Regions from separate parts of the Homo sapiens genome. Here region 2 is linked to region 1. Evidence: chromatin loops called from intact Hi-C (ENCODE). Cell type or tissue: natural killer cell. All regions are shown on one strand.

Region 1 (8,000 bases):
GGCATGATTGTATTTTGAAATATGAGGACATGAGATTTGGGAGGGGTCCGGGGTGGAATGATATGGTTTGGCTGTGTTCCCACCCAAATCTCACCTTGAATTATAGTTCCCATAATCCCCACATGTCTTGGGAGAGACCCAGTGGGAGGTAATTGAATCATGGGGGCAGTTACCTCATGCTGTTCTTGTGATAGTGAGTGAGTTCTCATGAGATCTGATGGTTTTATAAGGGGCTTTTCCCCACTTCGCTCTGCACTTTTCCTTGCTGCTGCCATATGAAGAAGGATGTGTTTGTTTCCCTTTCTGCCATGATTGTAAGTTTCCTGAGGCCTCCCCAGCCCTGCTGGGGAGTCAATTAAACTTCTTTCCTTTATAAATTACCCAGTCTCAGGTATTTCTTCATAACAGCATGAGAATGGACTAATACAATAGGTTCATCAATTGTAACAAATATACCACTCTGGTGAGGGGTGTTGACAATGGGGAAGGCTAAGCATGTGTTCAGGAAGGGAATATATAGGAAATCTCTGTACCTTTCTCTCAATTTTTCTGTGATTCTAAAACTGCTCTAAAGAAATTGTCTTAAAAAAATAAATAAAGCAGCCTCTCTTGCATTATCACTAAAGAACTTTAACTTTGCTTAGTCTGCCCACTACTACTTTTGATATACTTCTTGGCAAAACTTTAGGAAAGAGATTTGATCTGGGAGCCCAGCTTTACTCATTATGTCACTATTTCCAACTTACTTCTATTATATGGTTTGGCTCTGTGTCCCCACCCAAATATCATGTTTAACTGTAACCCCCAGTGTTAGGGGAGGGAGCTGGTGGAAGGTGATTGGATCATGGGGGTGAATTTCTCCCTTGTTATTCTCATGATAGTGAGTTATCACGAGATCTGGTTGCTTTAAAGTGTGTTGCACTTGCCCTTTCATTCACTCTCTCTCTCTCATGACTCTTATGCCACCATGTGAAGATGATGTTCTTGCTTTTCCTTCACCCTTCTGCCATAATTGTAAATTTCCTGAGGCCGCCCCAGACATGCCTCCTGTACAGCCTGTGCAATTGTGAGTCAACTAAACCTCTTTTCTTTATAAGCTACCCAGTCTCAGGCAGTTCTTTATAGTAGTGTGAGAATGAACACTCTACTTTGAAATCAGATTTTTTTCTTATATACATATCCCACTTCTTTTCCACATGTACCTCTTTTCAAGACTAAAGGGGGAAAGAAAAGATAGAGGAAGGAGGATGGCTTTCATCACTAAAGGTGCTATTAGCCAGCTGTATCCATTTGCATATCAGATAGATGGCTCCCTTGCTATCTGTGATACTAGGATGTTGTGGTTCGGTGATATAATCAAACAGTAATCCCCCCATTCCCAATTATCATACCTGGAATGAGTCAATAAAACTGATGGGGTAAATCTTGCCAAAAGAATATTCAAACATCCCATATCTGGAGTTACTTCAAATATCCTCCAAGAGCCTTGATTTCTTCACCTCTAAAGCGAAGGTGTTGTTCTGCGCGAAGGCGTCTGAGGGGTCATGGAGCTCTCACATATTAGGACTGCATGTCTGGAAATGACACCAGAAAGTCAAAAAACAGCCTCAACTGTACAAGGAGAGGTTTGGGCAATACATTCTGGATGTCACAATGGGATCCGCTTTAATGTAATCTGTGAGATTTTCTTTTTAAATTCCCACACTCTACCTAAGTCAAATGTCATCCTGGAGCTAATTTGTGAGCCTTGATAAAGTTTGGGCAGTAAGATCTTCAAAAATATTATTTCAATTGAATCATTTTATATGTTAACTTTGAAAATGTCAACAGCAGGGGCTGTTGGAGGAGCTTAGGAGGTCTATGCATTTGCCATTTCAAAGGCTTAAGCCATCAGTGTAGGGGTGGGGGACAGCCTGCTGTGCTCCATGTTCTGTATAAACATTTCCAGAAATATTTAGCAGATAATAGGGCTCCCACTGGGGCCGTGTGTTCAAAGGCACCACGTTGAGCCACCTACCAGGAAAGATGTGGATGCCAAAGCTGAGAGTGCTCTGGTTTTTAGACTGGGTTCTTGCTTCCTGTACAGGATTTCCAAATACACAAAGAAAGGGGAAACAACAGAAGCCCATCTTAAAGGAAAAGTGCTTAATGGATGCCAGAAGAAAATAACATAATGGTCAATGTCTGAGTAATATTCAATAGCCTTCCATCATGCAGCAGGTCTGTGAAATAGTCAGACAACTTGAGAATTGAAGGCCAGAATTCACTGCTTGACAGACTAACACCCATCAATTTGAAAAGCTCTGAAATCCTTCTTGATTTTACGGAATAAAATTGGTTATGGTTAAAGTGACAGTGATCTCTTTTTCTACTGCATTTTACATATAAAGACATTAGTTTTTAGTTCTGAATTTGACTGGAAATTGATAAGTGAACAGGCAAAATTAAGACATAATCATTCTGAATGGTTTTATAAGAGGAAAGATAGAAGAATGAAAATGACACACACACACAAAAATACTATTATACATTGTAAATAATATAGTTATGTGCCACATAAAGATGATGTGCATATATGTGGTCCCAAAACACTGTAAGACTATAATACCTTATTTTTAATGTACCTTTTATATGTTTACATACAGAAATACCATCATGTTATAATCACCATTCATTCTAGTAACAGACTGTACAGGTTTGTAGCGTAGGAGCAATAGGCTATACTATGTAGCATAGGTGTGTAGTACAATATACTATCTAGATTTGAGTTAGTAAACTTTATGATGTTCTCACAAAGGCTATATTGCCTAACAACGTGTCTCTCAGAACGCATCCCTGTTGTAAGCAACGCATAATGAAAACATTGTGAATTTATTTATATACATGTTACACAAACATTTATATTGCCATGTTTTAGTCAAGCAGTGTCCATGTACTAAGAATTTTTAAATGCTTGAGACCAGACTTCTGTCATCAAGAATCTTGCAAACTAGTACAAGAGAAGGGTGCATACATGAAAAATTAACAATGCAATAAATGCCATTAAGGAAAGTAAAGTAAAATGTCCTGTTGGAGCCGGAGTGGGGAGTCGCCTTCCGATACTGCAGGAAGACACAGAAACTGTGCAATAGGCTTTGTCACACCAGCTAAAATCTAAGCCCAAAGGGCCAGTAAAGGTAAATATCCCTTTTCATTCTTAGGTAGCAATCACAAAAGAAAGGTTTTCTACAGTGAAACCTCTTCAAACATTTTTTTTCACAGTTTCATTTTTTTAGAGGCGACATTCTTTATTTTGTTCCCCTCTCCCATGAAACCTTGAATACCACTTTTTAGTCATTTTTGAAAGAAAGCCTTTCAAAATACGAGCCTTGAATCTGAGGAACCACCTGGGTGTGGGGAAGCTTCCTGCCTAAAGCTTTCTCATTCGCTTGCCTTTTACTGACCTCTAGTGGCCATGTCTTGCTATGGCCTGGAAAGCCGATAGATTATTGTATTCTGAATTGCGTTAAATTCCGTCACTCAATTTCCCTTCTACCTGAATACTTAATTTTTCCACCCTCTTTCCATATAAATGCCAGCACAAATTTGGAGTCAATACAAATTCATAATGTACAAAACACCCCTGCACACATGGAAGTACAAATAAAAAACCTTTCCTCATAATGTGGCTTAAAAAAAAAAACTGATTTCAGAATTGTCTTAGATAAGACAGTGGACCTTAATGGCAATTACTGGAGCAGGGTGCCTCATAAGATTTCAGCCAGATATTGTACTAATATTTCTTTTATATGTCTACTTTCAAAAACAACTAATTTCCTTACCCATTCTTATCTCATTCCAAAGAGAATTACATTCAGTCCAAGTTTCAGCTCAAGAGTTTATTGCTAAACAAGAAATGCTCCCCTTGATTTATGAGGCAATTGGAAGGGGAAAACTCCCTCATCTATACCCACTAGACAGCAACCCCTTTGTTCCTTTGTACCATTTCTCTTGAACTGCTTTCCATAAAGAAGAAATAAATTTGATCTATAAAGGCATTAATAGATTTGATTACATCTGTGTGGCAAATGACTGGGTCATTGTGTCAGCGAAGGTATTCTAAATGTTAATGCACAGCCTGCTCACTGCTCAACAGACTGGAAGCCAAGACAAGACTATGATGAAGATCTCAGTGTCACAAATTTGTACAATAACACTCGGAACCTGATAGTTAGGACTTCTAAAATAATGATAATTAATACAATAATTTAAATAAACTGGAAGGAGAAAACAAGGAACACATGTAGGAATCAGGAGCTTGGGTTGACCAAAGGATAGAAAAATAAATCTACAATAATGAAACTGGGAAAACATTTTGTAGGACCAGTGGATTCTGGTTAACACCAATACCCTAGTCCATGTCTGCCAAATGGAAGAAGCTTTTATTCATAAAAAAGCACATATCAAATTCTATAAATCTCTCTCTCTCTCTCTCTCTGTCTCTGAATTTTTCCCTTCTTTTCATTTGGCTGGTATTTTAAGCATTCTCTTAGTCTAGCAATTGGGTAATCCAAAAGTGATTCCAACATACAATGTGATTTTCCTTCACACAGTCTAATTAAAACTTAATAAATTCTTGACACAGCAAAGAAGGGCTGTGCTGTCAGTGCAACAGAAATGAGATTAAAATATAAAAGAGTTTTTCCCCAGGGATTTTGTCATCCAACAAAAAAGCTGACAACAAATTTTCTTTGGTCGAGGTCAAGATAGCTCTGTTCTACCCTCATAGGTATAAGAATAGATTGTGTAGATATAAAGTATAGATAAATGTTTCCAAATATATGTCATCCAACCTTTACAAGCATAGAATCATAACAATTTTAGCCCCCAGAATTTCTTAATAATTAAAAATCCACCATTACAACCATTTTGATTCCAAGGAAAACACCTGCATTTTAACTAAAGGTCTTAGCAAATCAAACTAGAAAAAGCCTTTAAAAAGGAGATCTTAGGTCCCAGAGATACTCCCCTTTGAAAGATTATTGGGTAAATATGACTCATTTTGTTGAAAGTAAGGCAGTTTGGAGAATGACTTAGAAGGTAAGCAATCTCTCTGATTCTTTTTATTTAATTATATGAACTCAAAGTGCTGCAAAAGCCAAGAGATTCACAAGTCATTTGCTTCCTTTTTGGCTTTGAAGGCAAAAAATGTAGTATATTCTTTTCCACCCCAATATTTCCTCTCACTGCATTTTTATTATACCTACACTCAGTGCTAAGAGCTCAAGTCTTCACTCAACGTCACTGTTGGGAGACCCAATAGCTAGATAAGAATACATTTAAAGTCTGCTATGATAGGAATATTTGTGTGCCCACAAAACTCATGTATTGAAATTCTAACTCCCAAAGTGATGATATTAGGAGGTCGGCCCCTGGAAGGAGATTTAGGTCACATGAGTGGAGTTGGTGCCCTTGTAAAAGAGGCCCTAGAGAGCTCCTCACCTTTCCCATCTTGTGAGGACATGTTAAGAGTGAATTGTCAAAGGGCTAATATCCAGAATCTACAATGAACTCCAACAAATTTACAAGAAAAAAACAGACAACCCCATCAAAAAGTGGGCGAAGGATATGAACAGACACTTCTCAAAAGAAGACATTTATGCAGCCAAAAAACATGAAAAAATGCTCATGATCACTGGCCATCAGAGAAATGAAAATCAAAACCACAGTGAGATAACATCTCACAACAGTTAGAATGGCGATCATTAAAAAGTCAGGAAACAACAGGTGCTGGAGAGGATGTGGAGAAATAGGAACACTTTTACACTGTTGGTGGGACTGTAAACTAGTTCAACCATTGTGGAAGTCAGTGTGGCGATATCCTCAGGGATCTAGAACTAGAAATACCATTTGACCCAGCCATCCCATTACTGGGGATATACCCAAAGGATTATAAATCATGCTGCTATAAAGACACATGCACATGTATGTTTATTGAAGCACTATTCACAATAGCAAAGACTTGGAACCAACCCAAATGTCCAACAATGATAGACTGGATTAAGAAAATGTGGCACATATACACCATGGAATACTATGCAGCCATAAAAAATGATGAGTTCATGTCCTTTGTAGGGACATGGATGAAACTGGAAACCATCATTCTCAGCAAACTATCGCGAGGACAAAAAACCAAACACCACATGTTCTCACTCATAGGTGGGAATTGAACAATGAGAACACATGGACACAGGAAGGGGAACATCACACTCCAGGGACTGTTGTGGGGTGGGGGGAGAGGGGAGGGATAGCATTTGGAGATATACCTAATGCTAAATGATGAGTTAATGGGTGCAGCACACCAACATGGCACATGTATACATATGTAACAAACCTGCACATTGTGCACATGTACCCTAAAACTTAAAGTATAAGAATAACAAAATAAAATAAAATAAAGAATGAACTGTCTATGAGCCAGAAGTGGGCCCTCAGCAGACACTCAATCTGCCTTTATCCTGGACTTCCCACCCTCCAGGGTGGTGATAAATAAATTGTTATTGTTTATAAGCTACCCAGTTTATAGTATTTTGTTATAGCATCCTGAATGAACTAAGACAAAGTCCCAGCAAAACAAGAATACCAAGGGGAGGGAGACAAGGAAAGAGAGGAAAAAAAAAGTAAGAGAGAGATCCATTTATATACTTTGTTATGTAATATTTCAGAATAAGAACAAATAGAGTTCTCATGGGGTGAAAAGAGCACTTTATTGAACATCCTTGCATTTGTTTAATTGCTATTATTTTATTTTTAGCAGCAGTGTAGTATCATAGTTAACAGCATGGACTCTGGAGTCAATAAACCTACAGCTGCATCCCAGCTCTACCATAAACTAGCTATTTTCTTCATCTATAGAATAGTCATAAAAATAGTATCTAAGTCAAAGGTTTGCTATGATAAGTACATGAACTAATGTATGCAGAGCACTTAGTAAAGTACTTGGTATGGAAGAAATGCTTAGAATCTTGCTATTACTATTATTCTATAGTACAAGTATTTTTAAAAAATTTTAGTTACATAAGCCGCGTTGAGAAGCTACAGAGCACCGAAACTTTGCATTCCTCAGGGCTCCGAAGTTATATTCCTGTCTTGCCCTGGATAATGACCGATTGCTGACTCTACACATAAACAATATGTTCTTGCAATCCATTAGATTTAAAGGATAAATTATTAAAATTGCAGGGATTTTCTGACCTTAAGATGCCTATCTTGGCCCAGAGGAAAACCCATACACTTCAACAGGACAATAATTTATACTCGTAGTAAAGACTAAAACTTCACATTGCACCTTATTTCTGGGTACCTGGGTACCTGCTGGAACCTCTGAGTGATTTTTAAAAAATTAGCGTGCTTCTTCCCGGTCTAAGTTTCTCAAATTGAATAATTTGATAAATAAAACAAAGAAATTGCAGAAGACAGATAAAAATATCACAATGAGTAGCAAATGAAGGCAACTTGCAGGATGTGACTTGTGCCAGAAATAAGAACTCCCCACCTGGTAATGGTAGCAACGGACCTGGCTCAAATCCCCAGAAGTGGTGAGCAGGTGGGAGGCAGGAGCTGCCTGAACAGGGAGAAGCAGAGAAGCCCTCCCGACCTTCTGACTTCTTCCAAGAGGAAGAAAGACAGGAACGGAGCTATGCACACCCCATTATTCTTTTCAAAAGGACCCTTTCACAGGGGCATAGTTAATGAACCAGGAGTGTGTTTACAGAAAATCTCTCATCATGAAAAGCATGAGTTATGGCAAAGCATTTCTCACTCTAACATTTGACAGCTCCCTCTTACCCATTGGTTTTAACTATTAATCCTATAGTTGACCACGGGCGTAGTCATCATCCTGAGGGGAAGGAAGCAGCCTCTTCAGGGCAGTCCTGTTTCATCTCCTCCAGGACACTCCCCCAATAAAAGCTGCTCTTCCTCCTGGGAAGACCTACTGAGCAATTAGATTTTGCTCCCAG
Region 2 (8,000 bases), 240 kb before region 1:
GATGCCTCAACAGTGCTAGTATAACAAGACAATAACAGCGAAATAATAGAGATTTATAGTGATTGTCCAGAAGTCAACAGGGGATGGCTCACACAGTGAGTGTAACCATAACAAGTGTCAGTTTTTTCAAGCAGAAAACAAAAGCAAAGCTGTTTGATGCAGTCTAAGTTTGAGCCAGAAAGCCACGCTGAATCTACAGGCTAGATTCATGGCATGCTCTTGCTCCTGGGATTAAAAAAAGAGGAAAAAGAATCATAAAATATTAAACTGTAAACCCTACAACCCAAATTGCATGTAAAACTCTTATTTTTAATGAAAACATCATGATTTTTCATTGCTGATGATGCTTCCTAAAGGTCTAAACCAGTCCACAGATTTTTTTTTTTTCGTCTCTGTCGCCCAGGCTGGAGTGCAGTAGTGCGATCTCGGCTCACTGAGACCTTGCCTCCAGGATTCAAGGGATTCTCCTGCCTCAGCCTCCCAAGTAGCTGGGATTACAGGCGCCCCGCACCAAGCCCAGCTAATTTCTTTTTTTATTCTTATTTTTAGTAGAGATGCAGATGTGTTTTGTTTGACCCATGCAGTAATAAGGAAATCAGAACGTCTCCACATTTAAAAGTCTAGATTTTCAGCTTCTTTGAATTGAGAGGATTTAGCAAATTCAAAATCATGCATGCATGGTAACCATCAGATGGGGCTGAGTAACAGCTGTCCATATTTTAGCTCTTTCTTTTCTAGTTGAGCACATTCTCCTCTACTCCCTATTGTCTTTCATCTCCTACTCCTTTACTAATTTACATACAGTCTTTACTTGTCTGGCCCCTTTGCACTCAAGTCTGCATTCTCAATACAAATAAGTCCTCTACTATTACTACGGAGTCGGTTTTATCATCAAGGACTTTACATCTCAGGAAAAGCTCTGAGATAGATATTATGGTGTGAAATAATTTGCAGTGCAAATTACCTTAGGCTTAGAGGTTTTGAAATGACTTATCCATGTATATTAAGACATGCCTTTGAAGGGAAACTAGAATAAAGATAAATTAAATTCACTCTTCATATGAGGTAAATTTTCCAATCTTAGAATTTGGAAGAGAATGGTATCATGACATAATGAAATCGTCCAGAGCCCCGTACTAACTCTGGGTCAGCTTTAGGCAGATTATTTTATTTATCTGGGTCTCAGATTCCTCATCCTTAAAGTAACTGTGTCTGATGTAATGAGGGCCCCTTCCCACTCTTGATTTCTGTATGAATCCCGACTAAGAGGAAAGAAGTATCTCTTTCTTAACCCTTCCTGGCTCCAGAGAGCAAATGTAAAAGGAAACAACATATTTATGTCCACCTTCTAGTTGTTCAGTAGCCTTTCTAAAGGGAAAAAATCTATTTAACCAGTATTTTCCAGTAAAATAATTACTCCTGTCTTTAAATCATCTTGAATCCTCATCATCTAGCACTAGAAACCATGCTATAAGACATATCGAAGATCTGAAAGACTGCCCCAGTGTCCAGATTCCAGGGATATCTCCAATAAATTATAGATATGCCAACCATAACTTTCTAACAACTATCATGATGATTATTGTTTATTGACATTTTACTAGGGTTTCTGCCAAGCATATCACATGCATCTTCCTATTTAATTCCAGATACCACTTCATAAACACAGGAGCCATTCATGTCTATGCATCTCTATGTTTCCTCTTAAACGTCATTGTCAATACCACATTATGGAACCATATCACTGATGCTTAGAAATGGAAAAACATAAATCCAGGATGGGACAAAAAGCTTACCTACTGTATAGAACAACCATGAAATCTTAGTGCCTGGTTATGAATTTTAAGAGTTTATAACTGTCCATTCCATCTCCATTTTATTTGTACACTCCAGTCACTTGTCTTTCTACCAATATATACTTCTTGTGTACACACACAAAAAAACCTTGTAAATATTGACTTAAATTTGTTTAAAAACACTTTTTATCCTGTTTCAAATTTGTTTCTCTAAATGCATATATTAATATTTAGTACAGAATTCACTACACAATTACTTGGGATAGAAAAGAAACTAATAACAAAGAAATTATTACTTTGATTATCCTCAGGTCTCTTGAAGAAATCACTTAAAAATGTGAAGCCTTACTTTCATCAGATACAGCAGAATCAGTAAATGATTTCTGTAAGGGGCCAGATAGTACAATAAATATTTTGGACTTTCCATAGCACAGTGTCTCTGCTGTAACTACTCAATTCTGTCGTTATAGCATTGAAGCAGCCATGGATAATATGGAAATGAATGAATATAGCTATGTGCCAATAAGACTTTATTTACAGAAATTTCAATTTTATAAGATTTCACATGTCATTAAATGTTATTCTTCTTTTGATTTTTCCCAACCATTTAAAAATTTGAAAACCATTTTAAACTCACTGGGTGTAAAATACGTTCCATACAAGGGCTATATTGGCCTACAAGCCATAGTTTGCCAAACTTGAAATACAGAATGAAGGTAAAACAACTTAGCTTATAGAGTTGTTGCGAATATATGCATATTAACCTATGTAAACTGCCTTATGGAGTATATATAATACAACAGGCCCTCAATACATAGCTTTTATTTGTAATTCTTAATATATATAAGATTTTTTTCTTTAGTTTAAGCTATACTCTTTTATAATTAAAAAAACTTAATGGTAGATAGCAAGTATTACATTAAGATAATTCTAATAGAATTAGAAAAATAAAATGTAAGATGTCTTATTACTGCTTATTTAATAAAGATTGTGTTAGCAAATGGTGTTTTATAGTTCTAGGTTAGACAATCTGTTATCATAATTTTTATATTAGGTCTGTATGATTTGTTTTCTAAATATTTTGAATATTCATAAAACAACTTACTCATCACTGTGACAACCTTAAGTCATTATGGTGAGGAGAGAGCCTCAGGGTCTCACAAATAGTTAAAATCTCAAGAGGGGTGTCATAATTTATGGTTATCCAAGTACCTTTTTAAAAGGAGGGTTACGGTAAGCCATGTGCCTTTACACTCTATCAATAACATCTATTACTCTACTCGGCAATTCTATTGAAGAATGTCTGTGAGGGTTGTGTCCACCAGGGGGAGCTGAGATGCAGTGTTAATGTTCTCAATCTTTCACTAAGCATAATCAGCAATAGTTGGTAGAAGCTTCTCTATGAAGAACCATTTCCATCAAAGGTAATTTTATAATCATTAAAATGAAGAAAATCCATTGTTCTTAGACTAAAAAGAATACACCCAGCTCTTGTTGTTGTCAAATTTGTAGATGACACAAAGATGATGATGAAAAGAAATATATTAGATGACACAATCAAGATGACAAAATATACAGGCCGTCATTTTGAATTTGTATCAAGATTCTCCAGAGAAACAGAACAAACAGGATATCTGTATGTGTATGTGTATTACATACATATTATGTATTATATATATATATAAAATACATAATACACACACACATATCCTATTGTGTGTGTGTATGTGTGTATTATACACATCCATGTTTCTTTTAAGGAATTGGCTCACACAATTATAGAGGCTTGGTAAATCCAAAATCTGCAGGGTAGTCCGGCAGGGTGGAGACAGGAAAAAGTTGATGTTGCAGTTCAACTCTGAAGAACATCTGCCTGCTGAATTACTTCTTACTCGGGAAATCCGTCTGTTCTATTGAGGCCTTCAACTGATTAGATGAAGCCCATCCACTAATAGAGGGTAATCTATTTTACTCAAAATCTAATGTTAAGTCTAAATGTTAATCTCATCTAAAAACATCTTCATTGAATGTCCACAATGTTTAACCACATATCTGGGCACTGTGACCCAGTGAAGTTGACACATAAAATTAACCATCAAAGGCCTGAATACAGCAAGAAAAAAAAAATTTAAGAGATGCAACTTGTAAGGGAAGAAAAAGTTTCCCTGCTCTAAACCTGGTCAAACCTTTCCTGGTGTCGTGTTCAAGTCTTGACAAGATGTTCTAAGAAGTGCCTAGAGACACTTGGATCATAATTACATCAGCACAGAGCAAAGCACTTTTGATAATGAAGGGACTTAAAACCATAACATGGGTAAGATGGCTAAGGGGAAGAAGAATGTTTAATTTTTTTAAAAAAATTAGAGTTTTGGAAGGGATACAATAACTATCTTCAAACAGTTGGGGAATTTTCAAGTGGAGTTTTTCTGGTTAATCTAAATATCCAAAGACAAATGCTGAATCCAGTCCAGAGACTACATGCTACAAAGAGATTGATTTCTTACCAACATTAACAAAAAGTATTTAACAGACAGTCATTAAAAGATAGAATACAAATACAGCAGAGATAGATGGCAGGTAGAGTCTGCCTTGCTGCACATGTACAAACTTGGAATGGAAGACCACATGGAGAAAATGTTCTAAAGGAGATTTGATTACCACATTGATGATTTGACCAAAATACTTTAAAAGAATCATTCTAACTTTGACTTTCATGTTTTTGTTTCTAACAAAATCTTGAGCTGGCTCATTGCCCATGCTGATGGTTTATAAATAATTTGTATTCTACAGAAAATATTCTAACCTAGGAATAATATATTTCTAGGACCTAGGAAAGTTAATTATAAGACTTGATGAGCCTGAAAAAACGGGATACAGATGACAGAATTCTTCCTATATCAACATTTTCAATGAAAAAAGCACAATGAAATATAGCACAAAATTTTAATCTAGAATCTTCCTTTTCAAAATGTATCTTCCAAGTATTCTAATTAAAATGCTTTTCTTGGCCGGGTGTGGTGGCTCACTCCTATAATCCTAGCACTTTGGGAGGCCAAGGCAGGTGGATCACCTGAGGTCAGGAGTTTGATACCAGCCTGGCCAACATGGCAAAACCCAGTCTCTACTAAAAACACAAAAATTAGCCAGGCGTGGTGGCAGGCACCTGTAATCCCAACTACTTCGGAGGCTGAGGCAGGAGAATTGCTTGAACCCGGGGAAGCGGAGGTCGCAGTGAGCTGAAATCATGCCACTTCACTTCAGCTTGGGTGAAAGTGAGAGACTCTGTCTTAAATAAATAAATAAATAAAATTATTTTCTTCTATGATACCACCTGCCTCAAATTACTTTTAAATGAACTTTTTTTTTTCCTGAAAAGTATAGTATGCACTTGGCTAGTGGCAGCTGTTCTCAATAATGAGGAGAGGCTCTACAGATTTTTTGCCAGGTTACAGTTTCCTGATTACCGTGATTTTTGCCTCTGTGAGTTTTTTCAAGGCATCTGTAAATATGCAGGGAAAGAGACACAAGATTCTAGAGGAAGACAATTGAGTAATCTGTAGCCTATTTACAGTTCAGCCAACAGGAGGACTTTCAAGCAGTCAACCCTTGTTGAAGTGCATAATACGGAGAATAAATGCTGAACTGGGGCCTTGGCACAGGGAAAAGCAAATTGTGACTGGGTGGAACAACATGCTGACATTCTGGAAACTTTTAAAATTATGATGAAAAAGTTAAAATTACTATTTAATTACTATTACTAAAAGTTATAGTTACTAAAATTTATTTACTACTAGTAAAATTTAAAAATTACTAATTTAAATTACTATTCCTCCATTTAGTAATTAAAGGGAAATGTTTGTATTCAGTGCCTTGTAGAAAAAAGTTATGGCAAAATGCTGAATTTCAAACTGTGAGAAAGTGGTGGAAGAGGTAGGTAATCCCTCTCTGCTGTCTATGACTTAAAAATTTGGCTAAATGGGGATGCCATTAAGTATAAAATCTCTGCCATAGCAAGTCTAGGATCTTTACTTTCTTTCCAATCTTTTTGAAGCAGTATTCTAGCAATTTTCAAAAGACAAAAATTGTCACTTAAGTGGCCTGATATCTGCAGCCTCTACCATCCTAGACTGTGATATCACAACTCTCAATTCTTACCTAGAACATTGCAATATTTAATGTCTCAGTACATATATCTGTCTTCCCTCACTAAACAGTAAATTCCTTCCAAGAAATAACGAGGTCCTATTGATCTTAGACTTGGCCTAACAAATCACTATGCATAGTAAGTGCCCAAACTTATGATTTAGAATGAATAAATAAATGTATAAACTCATAAATATAAAAATATATAATCTTGGATGACAGAGACCATCTTACTTATCTTTTCACACATTATATCCACATACAGTGTCTTGAACTGTTGGGATTTTTCCTGCACTACTAATTTTAAGAAAAACCTCCTGTACTGTGCCTAAAGGGAAAATAGCTCTACTGAATTCTTTCATTTTCCAAATAAGAAATAAAATTATGTTGAACCTCTGGCAACAACAACACACAAAAAAAAGAAAAATATTTACATCTGGATTGTATAGAGAACTTTTTAGAAGAATGAAGAGAAGATTATTAAATTAGGAAAAGGACTTTTTTCCTTATGATGCCTGGAATCCACACTCCAGCAGACAATATTTGCACCCTAGTTGACACTCAGTGTTAAGCACATGGTGTCTGAACACTTGCTAAACATCCCTGATTATGCTAACACCACAGAACAGTCGAATCCCTAAAGCTCCAGGTATAGATTTCATTCCACATTGGACTAATGGTAAATACTTTCACTACTTTGCTTCCTAAAAAAAAAAATGTGATTAACTTTGATGGAAACAATGAATGTTCAACCCTGGAGCAATGTCCACTTTCCATTCTTTCTATGAGAATTGTTGGAATGAAGGAAAAGAAATAGCCCAGGAGCCTTTTAAGCATCCTTATTTTTCTCTGTCACAACATTAAAGGTTCAATGAATCTCCAATTAAGTCTCCCTGGCTGCTGTCACCAATTTGATTGATAGATGTCCTTGGCTCACCCTCCACAGGACATGCCAGTACACCAGGCCCCCACCTGCCACCATCAATTATCACTCTCTTGTCATCAGTGCCCTCACTTGTCAATTTATTTGCCACAAATCCAGTGAAGCCTTCTAATCAGGAAAAAAAAAGAAAAGCCATTCTTCTTTACTTTTAATGGTGGAATAGGAAAAAAAAAAAAACTTAACAAACCACATACTGTTTAATCTTAGGAGAAGGTTTGCTTTAGCCTTTTTCAATTTCTTTCCCCACACCATTCACCAAACTGGCATAGAAACTGGGTGTCATAGGGACTGATTTGTACACACATATAGCTAACCAAAGCCAAGAGAAAAATGGGAGATTTTAAAAAATATATACTTATAGAAATATAGACTTTTGACTCTATGAATCCACCAAGCGTTTGCCAAGGGGAAAAAATTATTGAATGTCTTTCAAAATAGATATAAAGAAGCACAGATTAGAACTGATTAAAAAGAATAAAGCAGTTCTTTGGTTGTTGGCAAAACTAGTAAACATGATAAATTTTGCTTGTCTCCTGCCCCACCTGTTTAATGTTTAAACGTGAGCTGATTGTGGTCCTTGATAACTGATTACCTGTCTAGGACACTGCAATCTTCTGTCTATTGACAGGAAAATATAGTTTCCCCTGAAGTGCCAATATCCATTCTTGCCTTTGACCATGAACCACTCTGCAAACACCCGGGAAGGCTCAGGTGCATCTGACAGGCTCTTTGAGGGAGAGATTGATTCCATTTGTATGCCTGTTAGATAATGACCTTCGGCCTCTGTACCCAAAGTGACAATAAAAAACGCCATCTCATATTCATCTCATGTCCCAGGAAATACTATTTGGTTTCCTGTAAACAGTTTACAAGCTTTGGGTTTTCCAGTTGTTGGTTTGGTAGTTTTGTGTTGTTTTGCTTTCTTTTCTTTTTTTCATTTTTTTCTTTGTTTTTGTTTTCCTCATTGGACAGAAAGAAAAAATACAAGAGAGGAAAAAGAGAGATTATTTCATGAGATAAGAAAAGGTCTCATCTCATCACAGGTGAGATCATAGGAAGTCATTTTCTGGGTCTAAAGCATCTCCCAGGGATGACTGATGCTCTCCCTAGTCCATCTA

The links. Hi-C counts contacts between places; a loop is a spot of excess contacts. Peaks named below come from ENCODE experiments on the same cell type or tissue, not always from the same donor. Only the 100,000 strongest peaks of a DNase experiment are listed, where the experiment ranks them.
Region 2: it touches region 1 in a loop (8-fold over the local background); 36 of 110 quality-filtered maps call a loop at or near these places.

Annotation. Positions count from the first base shown.
Region 1 is chr4:67,324,001-67,332,000 of GRCh38, forward strand. No RefSeq gene overlaps it. Among named protein-coding and RNA genes, the nearest start is that of CENPC, 220 kb to the right of the region's middle. In natural killer cell, CTCF peaks have their summits at 3,447 (motif pointing left) and 3,648; a DNase peak (open chromatin) is centred at 3,421.
Region 2 is chr4:67,084,986-67,092,985 of GRCh38, forward strand. No RefSeq gene overlaps it. Among named protein-coding and RNA genes, the nearest start is that of CENPC, 460 kb to the right of the region's middle. In natural killer cell, no CTCF peak of the experiment used is centred here; a DNase peak (open chromatin) is centred at 3,126.